Linked DNA regions of Mus musculus: region 1 is linked to region 2. Evidence: chromatin loops called from intact Hi-C (ENCODE). Cell type or tissue: gastrocnemius. All regions are shown on one strand. Links, peaks and the distances in the headings refer to the core of each region. The heading gives the core; the rest is flanking DNA.

The links. Hi-C counts contacts between places; a loop is a spot of excess contacts. Peaks named below come from ENCODE experiments on the same cell type or tissue, not always from the same donor. Only the 100,000 strongest peaks of a DNase experiment are listed, where the experiment ranks them.
Region 1: a loop joins it to region 2, with 2.9 times the contacts of the local background. A loop is called at or near these places in 1 of 42 quality-filtered maps.

Annotation. Positions count from the first base shown.
Region 1 is chr11:95,666,317-95,670,702 of GRCm38, reverse strand. It overlaps Phb (prohibitin), which reads right to left and starts at 3,746. Exons shown (of 7, transcript NM_008831.4): 1 at 3,661-3,746; 2 at 2,552-2,666. The coding sequence starts at 2,639. In gastrocnemius, for the core only: a CTCF peak has its summit at 2,395 (motif pointing left); DNase peaks (open chromatin) are centred at 3,318 and 3,846; H3K4me3 peaks cover 1,926 bases; H3K27ac peaks cover 1,449 bases.
Region 2 is chr11:96,072,667-96,077,052 of GRCm38, reverse strand. Atp5g1 (ATP synthase, H+ transporting, mitochondrial F0 complex, subunit C1 (subunit 9)) reads left to right here and starts at 1,422. Exons shown (of 5, transcript NM_001161419.1): 1 at 1,422-1,496; 2 at 2,020-2,066; 3 at 3,014-3,091; 4 at 3,352-3,530; 5 at 3,835-4,260. The coding sequence starts at 2,028. The coding sequence ends at 3,949. In gastrocnemius, for the core only: no CTCF peak of the experiment used is centred there; DNase peaks (open chromatin) are centred at 1,201, 1,741, 2,125, 2,499 and 2 more places; H3K4me3 peaks cover 3,423 bases; H3K27ac peaks cover 3,069 bases.

The DNA of each region.
Region 1 (4,386 bases), core at 175-4,174, 410 kb after region 2:
CAGGAATCACCTCCCCAGAGTTCTATAATCGGAGATCATCCTGGGCCAACATGTACATACCGGCTCTAACTGAACCTGATGTTCCCAGAAGCAGGATCCTTATAGGAACCCTAAAACATAGACGTTCCCACTGTCTGGTCTCTTTCCTTCTTTCTTTTTCTTTCTCTTGAGACAGGGTCCCAGGCTATCGTTCAGATCAGCCCAGAACTCAGCCTCATCCCTCCCCTGCCAGCACTGGGAATATAAGGAAGCAATCACTCTGCCTGGCATCCTTCTGTGTTTTTGTTTTGTTTTGTTCAAGATAAGTTCTTACTCTGTAGCTCGGACTGCCCTGGAATTTGTTCTGTCCACCAGGTTGGCCTGGAGCTCAAGAAATCTGCTTGTTTCTGCTTCCTGAGGATAAGGGCTTAAACCTATGCACAAATCACCGCCTGGCTTGTTTCCTTTTTTTTTTTTTTTCAAGGTAGGTTCTTACTATGTAGCCTTGGCTATCCTGGACTCACCATGTAAACCAAGCTGGCTTTGAACTCAAGAGATTTGCCTGCCTTTACCTTCCGAGTGCTGGGACTACTGGTATATACCACCACGGGCAGCTTGCCCAGGATCTAATAGCTGTTTCTCTAACATTTGGAGGTGTTGTGGAGATGTCTTGTGCACCCAGGGAAGAGCCTCCCTCCCTCCTTCCCTCTCCTCTAACGTTTTAGAGACAAGGTCTTACTAGGTAGCCCATGTGGGACTGGAACTCAAGATCCCCAGCCTTGTGAACGCTGGCATTACAGGAGTACGCCACCAGGCCCAGGCTGAAGTAGTCACTTCCTCTCATTTCCTGTTTGAATTTAGAGTTGATCTAAAAACCTTCACTCTGAAAATAACTCATCAAAACATCATATAGCCAAAGGTCCAGGAGTTCAAAGCCAGCCTGGGACTACAGGAGACACTGTCTTAAAAACAGAACAGCTGGGTGTGGGTCTGAGTTACTTACAACTGCTTTAGTTGAGCTAGGTAGACAGGTGTACACCTTTAATTTCAGCCCTTGAGAAGTGGAGGCAGGTGGATCTCTGTGAGTTTCAGGCCAGTCAAGAGCTACATGGTAAAGATTCTGTCTCAAACAAAACAAAACAAAACAAAACAAACAAAACCAACCCTCCCAATACAAATAAAACAAAAACCATACAGGAGGTACATCAAAATCTGTTGCTGTTTTAAAAGAGTATCAGACTTAGAGGGAATCTTTTTTTTTGTTTTGTTTTTCTAGACAGGGTTTCTCTGTGTAACCCTGGCCGTCCTCGCTCTGTAGACCAGGCTGGTCTCTAACTCAGAAATCCACCTGCCTCTGCCTCCCAAGTGCTGGGATTAAAGGGGTGTGCCACCACGCCCGGCCTTAGAGGGAATCTTAAGAGAAAAACTAGTTCAGTCCCCTTGTTTGACCAATGAGAAAGCTGGGGACTAAAAGGAGGGACTCGCAAATAAGGCCATGTAATACAGTCAAAGAAAACCCAGCTTTGCACTGTGGCACCATTCAATACCTGGCAAAAACTATTCTCCTGGGCCGGAGAGATGGCTCAGCGGTTAAGTGCACCGACTGCCCTTCCGGAGGTTCTGAGTTCAACTCCCAGCAACCACATGGTGGCTCACAACCATCTGTAATGGGATCTGATGCCCTCTTCTGGTGTGTCTGAAGAGAGCAATAGTATACTCATACATAGAAGAAATAAATAAATCCTTAAAAAAAAATTTAAAAACAAAAACCTATTCTCTCTGCAACCAGCTGAGCAAAACTTTTCTCAGGACACAGTCTCTCAAACTGGTCTAGAGATGTTGCCAAGATACTTCATGCAAATAAGGAAGAGAACCAATGGGCTCCTGTCACCTCCTGTCATCTGGGTAATACCTCATCATTTCAAAGTGGCTAAAGTGCTAAACATTGGACAGGAGGGCTCCCCTTGAACAAAGCCTCTAAGTTAGTGGCTTTCAACCTGTGGGTCAGAACCCTATGAGGGGGGATGTTAAAAGACCCTATTACAGGGGCTGCCTATGACCATCGGAAAACAAAATTTACGATTCATAAAAGTAGCAAATCACAGTTATAAATCAGCAAGGAAAAGAACTGTATGGTGGTGGAGGTGTATCACCACAATAGTGAGAAACTACTAAATGTTCCAAGCATCAGAAGGCTGAGAACCCCTGCCTAAGTGATCATAGGCCTCTGATGACTCACAACCAGTATGTGGGGTAGCAGGTGAGTCCCCCTTAACCTCACACACCTTCAGACAGCAGCTAGCATCAGGAATGTCAAATGGGCTGTAGAGATGGCAAAGCGGTTAAGAGCACTGACTGCTCTTCCAGAGGTCCTGATTTCAATTCCCAGCAACCACATGGTGGCTCACAACCATCTGTAATGGGATTCAATGCCCTCTGCTGGTGGGTCTGAAGACAGCGACAGTGTACTCATATAAATAAAATAAATAAATCTTTTTTTTTTTTTAAAAGGAATGACACATGGGCTATGCAGATCAACAGAAACTATGCAGAAAGCTCTTCCGCGCCTCACCATTATACAAAGCAGAGTTCACCACGCCTCCTGCAACTGCCAACGCCAGGCCGAACTTTCCAATGGACTCAAACACTTTGGCAGCCATGACTCCTTCTGTTGCTTCCACTCACACCTAAACACGGGGTAAACATAAAACACTTTGACACCAGATTCTCAGAGAAAGCCCGCTCTGAGGCACAGAGTTCATGTCTCAACATACATTTTCATATGTCTACACCTGTGGGCCCAAACTCACTCACTGAACGCCCCATAACACTGACCACCTTGCAAACTGTAGATCATGTCTGCGTTTGTGGACGTGTTTCTTTACAACCATTCAGAGAAAGAGTCTGCGACACTTGGCTCAGCGTAGGAACGGTGCTTTGTACCCACGAGGAACTTAGTACACAGAAAAACCACACTCCCTTTTCCTAGACCAATAGGCCACAAGCGAGACCGGTGCTACACGGCTGAAGCCAACAACAAAAAGGGCAATTTCTGTTAACATTTAAGTTACACGGTCTCCGACAGCCTTGTTTAACCTTCAGTTACTTTATGAAGGTTATGACTGCTGAAGTGCATAGAGAGGTTATACTCTTAAGTAGTAGAACCAGGGTTAGAATGAGAAGACCGAATTCTAGAAGACATTGTAGAACTCCTCCCCATACCAGTTAATAGGAAAGCAGGGGCTGGCAGGGGTGCAGCGAGGCAGAGCGGTGAAGGACTGGAGGTGGGGCTGCGGCGGGACGGGTGGGGGCACGTAGCTGACAAACTAGAAACCAGTTAGCCTTGAACTTTTTAATGTCCCGCCCCTGCGTCACCCTTGGTACAATCCTCAAACTCGCCCTCCCCTTTCTCAGACTTCAACTGCTTGTGTATCGGGATTTCTCCATGCACATTTATCCTCTGTCTCTGACATCCAGCTCTTTTTACTCCACCAGCTTCTGGATTTTTCCTCATCCTGTCCCCTCCCCTTGCACATTCCTAACTCCTTCTGGACCGAGATTTCCCCCTTCTCCACTAGGCGTACCCACACATGCATCCCATGCCCTCATTGTACATAGGAAAGCAGAGGCAGGCTACAGGGACATAGGACCAGAGGCCTCTACCGCTCCTACCACGCTTACCTGCTTTCACTCTGACCTCCACATGAATTCCCCAGCTCCGGATACTGCGCGTGCGCCAGGCAGCTCCTCCCCCCCCCCCGACCCCCGCCTCTTCAAGATCCGACCCTTCAATTGGTGAAGCCGAGCGACGTGCATTCTGGGAAACGTGTTTTGCAGTCTTCCGCGGGCTCTGTGGCTTTAATGAGGTCAACTACAACTCCCAAAAGATCATGCAGCAACGGGCTCTTTCAGGAAACCCGTTTCTGACTGGTGAGAACGGATGGGATGTTGCCGCAAAGCCTTTCGGGAGTTGTAGTTCCTTGGTAATATATGCACGTGCCTATTCCTCAAGGAGGTGGTTCCAGAAGCCGGAAGCAGACTGGATCGGAAAGGAGTTGGGCTTCCACTTGGTAGAGGAAATCACAAGGTGGTGAAGGAATGGGTGGGCATTTTGGATAAAGGTGAGGTAAAATAATTCATGCACTGAGAGACTGCTAGGGAAGTTAAGGACAGCCCTCAGGGACGTAAGATGTTGATCTTCCAAGCCACTCCATAACCTTAAAAACGGCTTAGAAAGAAGAGGAAGGGAGTCGGTCATTCAGGTCTTGCAATACTTCAGTAAAGGCTCTTGATTTAGGGTCTAAATCTCTGGGCATCTTTTTTTCCAAGTTATATTCGAGGAATTGCAAAAAAGGGACGGAGATCATGTGTATGGCTTCTCAAGTTCACCTGTTGTCAACAATTTGC
Region 2 (4,386 bases), core at 314-4,313:
TCAGAACCTTTGCAGGACATTATTTATTTAGTGCAGGTTCCTAGAAGTGTTAATACTGACTCAAGGAGGGTGGAGCATTTAAAGGTCCTCAGTTACTCAAGAATTACTGGGTCAAAGAGGATGGCTCATTCATAGCATTTCAAATAAAAAGTATTGCCAAACTGCTTTCCAGGAAGGTTTTCTAATTCACTAGTGAATGGTTACTGCAGTCCTGTTTTTCTGTCCCTACCCTTTGTGCTTGTGTGCATACACATGTGGTTTTGTTTGTTTCTTTGTTGTTGCTGGTTTTTTGAGACAGGGTTTCCTCTATATAGCCCTGGCTGTCCTGGAACTCACTTTGTAGACCAGGCTGGTCTCGAACTCAGAAATCTGCCTGCATCTGCCTCCCAAGTGCTGGGATTAAAGGTGTGCGCCACCACTGGCCGGCATTGTTTTGTCGTTTTAAGCCAGGTTTTGCTACTTACTCCAGACTGGCCTGGAGCAAGTGCTCCGTCTTCCTGCCTTAGCCTTCCGATGTCTGAAATTACAAGCATGCACCACCTGAATTCTTTGCACGCTTCATCCTACCAATTATTATTTTCGTTTTAGAGTTCTCCCCACTCCCAATACAATTGTCTAGCCCTACCTTGTTTTTTTTACCTAAACTCAAGAAGCTTAGTCTGGCCTTGAACTCCTGACTTTCCTGTCTCCTAAGCACCTGCCAAGTGCTAAAATTTCGGGTACGAAATAGCAAGCCTGGTTTTAATTGTATTTTGTTGAGTTTTTTTTTTCCACCATTCAACTTGTGAGTCCATGTTGACTGACTACTGACAGACCCACAAGAGCACGCTCACTACTTAGAAGTTTTCCAGCCTGCCTTAATACTTGGACGAAAATGGGGGTTTTTACAAATCACGATGGTGGAAGGTACTGTAAAGGCGTCGGCTCTCCTTGCCAGGAAGCAACATCTCGCGGGATGTCGGTGGTCCTTGAGTCCTTGGACAGGACTACAAGGCCCAACATGCAATGCGCCCCAAGGTCCAAGCGGCCGAATGAAGGCCTGGAGCCCTTATCACGTGTCAGCTTGCGTCAAGCGGCCGGTTGTCACTCCCACGCTTTTTTCTTCCGCTTGCACCTTGGTCGCCATTTTGTGTTGAAGGTTGTAGAACCTCTGAGTCTCGTCGACTCTATGGTCAAGCATTTCGGGATTCGACCAATCGTAACCCCGAACTCGGAAAAAGAACCCGCCTTTATCCGCAAGGAGGCGGGAATTGCCACGAAGCTCCTGTGGAGAGAGAGGAAGAAGCTGAAGAAGACCAATAAGAAGGATGGAGTTGATGACGCCAGCCAATTGGAACGTGGAGAGATAACGACCAATGGGAGTGAAGGGACTCCGAACACGTGGGTGGGGGAGCTGAGCGCTCAGACCAAGGGCTAAAGCTGGGAGGTGAGTCAGTCACCTTGAGCAGGGAGTGTGCTGTGGGCCGAGCAGGGGCTGCAGGGGAGTGGGAGTGCAGGTGACTTGGGGCTGGGAGACAGGGGTCCGCAAGGCCGTGGGTTGTGCCACGTGGAGCACCATTTGCCTCCAGGGATAGGGAAGGAGGACTAGAGTCTTTAAGCCTTATCAATTAATGTTAATTACCAACGGTAATGAGCGATAAACGGCCGCTGGGGAGAGTAGGGGACAGCAGTGTAACTTGGGCAGGATCCTGCACGACGTCTGCCAGTTTCTGCCTCCGGTCTTCCCGGGAGACCATTCCTTTTCGCAACATTTCCCTCTTGGGGCCTGAGCCACCTCCTTTTATTTCCGATCTCGGTTGCTGTCCTTCTGCAGACCCGCTGCGCAGAGAGTGGTTGACCCCGGAATCTGCTCTGTCCTTCTGACCTCTAATGCCCTCCTTAGCTGGGGTATAGGAAGAGGGTTGGGGGGAACGATTGGAGGTGGATGGGGACAACAGGAGGTTGCCAGTATAAGCAGACACCCGGGCTTTCATAGGAATTACGGTTTTTTTTTTTTTTCTTTTCTCCCCCTTCTTGCAGATTGAAAAATGCAGACCACCAAGGCACTGCTCATTTCTCCAGCTCTGGTAAGCGGAAGCTCCGGGTTTCCCTATAGTGCCGGGTATGGTATGGGAGCAATCATGTTTAATGAATGGACTAAGAGGGGCTGGCGTTCCGTGATGATGATGATGGCTATTGGCGGAGGGTATAGGAGCTGTTGCAGGTAACCTATGTTTATTCAGGCCTGTAAACCAAGCCGTCGTGGCTTTCTGAGCGTCCTCAGATAAGCTAGAGCTGACCTTTTATTACAGTCCTGGGTTGGCTGTAGCCAGACAGCCGGAAAACAGTTTTTCTCAACCTCGGCTGCGTGTTCAGTTCATCTGGAAAGCCTAATGCTTCTACTGCCCAGACTGCTCCTCAGACCAATTGCATCAGACTGAGAATGAAGGTGGAACCCCTAAGCAATTTTGGTAGAATGCCCCAGGTGATGCCAATGTTCTGCCAAGCCTGAGAGTCATTGTACTGAATAATGTGTCAAGCAATCCGTGTCACTGGGAGCTTTCCTAAGATGGCTGTTCTGGGAGTCAAACCAGGCTTCCTGGCCCGCTGCCTGAAGGATATATGTTGCTGTGAATGCATCTTAGTAAATCTCTCCCCTTGATTGCCTTTTGTTACCTCAACAACTGACTGGATGTTTGGGTCTTACTCTATTCTGGGAAACTGATTAGGTCTGTGCCCTTGGAAATGGACTTTGGTATCCGGTTTGGTTTGGGTTTGGTTCTGAGGATTGACCCCCGGGTCTTGTGAGTGCTCCCCAGCCTAGTGCATTATATCAAATGGTGATTGCTGCCACCCTGGGCTCCCACAGACTATCAGCATAGCTGTCTCCGATGTAGACGGACCTGAGAAAATAAGTTAATTGACCTTGAAATTGATTGGACTGATTGTGACAAACTCCTGTCACTTAGGTTGGGTTTGGGGTTTTGGTTTGTTTTTGTCTGATTTGGAGCAATATATCTTTCTGACTTTACAGATTCGCTCCTGTACCAGGGGTCTAATCAGGCCTGTGTCTGCCTCCCTCCTGAGCAGACCAGAGGCCCCATCTAAGCAGGTAAGGAAGTCAGGCCCCTCAGGATATCCCTCCAGTCAGCTGAGGTGCTTTTAGGAGAATTAAAGGATCTACGACACCCTTGCAATTCCAAGTCTCAAATGACAGTCAGAGATGTGACTAGCCCTGTGTGCTGACATTGTCCCTGCACACAGAGCACTCTGCCCTTTGAGGCTGGGTGCCAGCTGCTTCTTAGCTCAGGTGGATGGGGTGAGCATGGCGGCTCCTCACTCCCCCTGACTGCCTCCCTCCCTTCCTTCCAGCCTTCCTGCAGCAGCTCCCCTCTCCAGGTGGCCCGACGGGAATTCCAGACCAGTGTCATTTCCCGGGACATCGACACAGCAGCCAAGTTCATTGGTGCTGGGGCCGCCACAGTTGGTGTGGCTGGATCAGGAGCTGGCATTGGCACAGTGTTTGGTAGCTTGATTATTGGCTATGCCAGGTAAGTTCGGGGCTGCCTGTGTTGTTGCTCCACTCCACTTGGGGCAGAGTCTTAGCAAGTGGGAGTCTCCAAGTTGATGTTCTTTAACCTCCTGTCTCTCCAGTGACCTAAGTCAGAATTGAAGCATGCCACATGTGAACTTGCCGAGTTGCTAGTCTCCTTTCCTGCCCAAGTTCCCAGGGTAGCTGTAGGCTAGCCCCTTTCCTGCCCAAGTTCCCAGGGTAGATGTAGGCTAGCCCCTTTTGAAATAGTAGCACACTCCCCTCCCCTGACCTGGACCCTCACCCTTTTCTGTCTCTGGCAGGAACCCATCTCTCAAGCAGCAGCTCTTCTCCTATGCCATTCTGGGGTTTGCCCTGTCTGAGGCCATGGGACTCTTCTGTTTGATGGTCGCCTTCCTCATCCTCTTCGCCATGTGAGGCTCCCTGGGGTCACCCAGCCGTCCCTGCTGCTTTGACTCCATGCCAGTCCTGGTGCTGGAGTCTACTGAGCTTTACCATTAAACAACAACAACAACAACAACAACGTTTCTCTAAACCATGTGCCTGTGCCTGTCTTTCTACCCCGGGGGTAGGCGGCGTCTTTGGAATGGTGAGAAGTGACACTTGGGTCAGCCTTGGTGATAAGGCAGAGTGTGGAAGGGTCCCACCGTCTCCCAGGAGGATATGAAATAGCCTGGGTAATGATGTTGGTGCTTTGTCACTTTCAAGTTTAGCATACTGACAGGTGCCATTTCGTTGGGGGCGGGGGCGGGGCGGGGGCGGGGAGCGTTTTATTTTGTTGAGTCCTTAGGGCCATGCTGTGTGGCTCTGGCTGGCCTGGGACTTACTATAGACCAGATTAGCTGTGAAGCTGG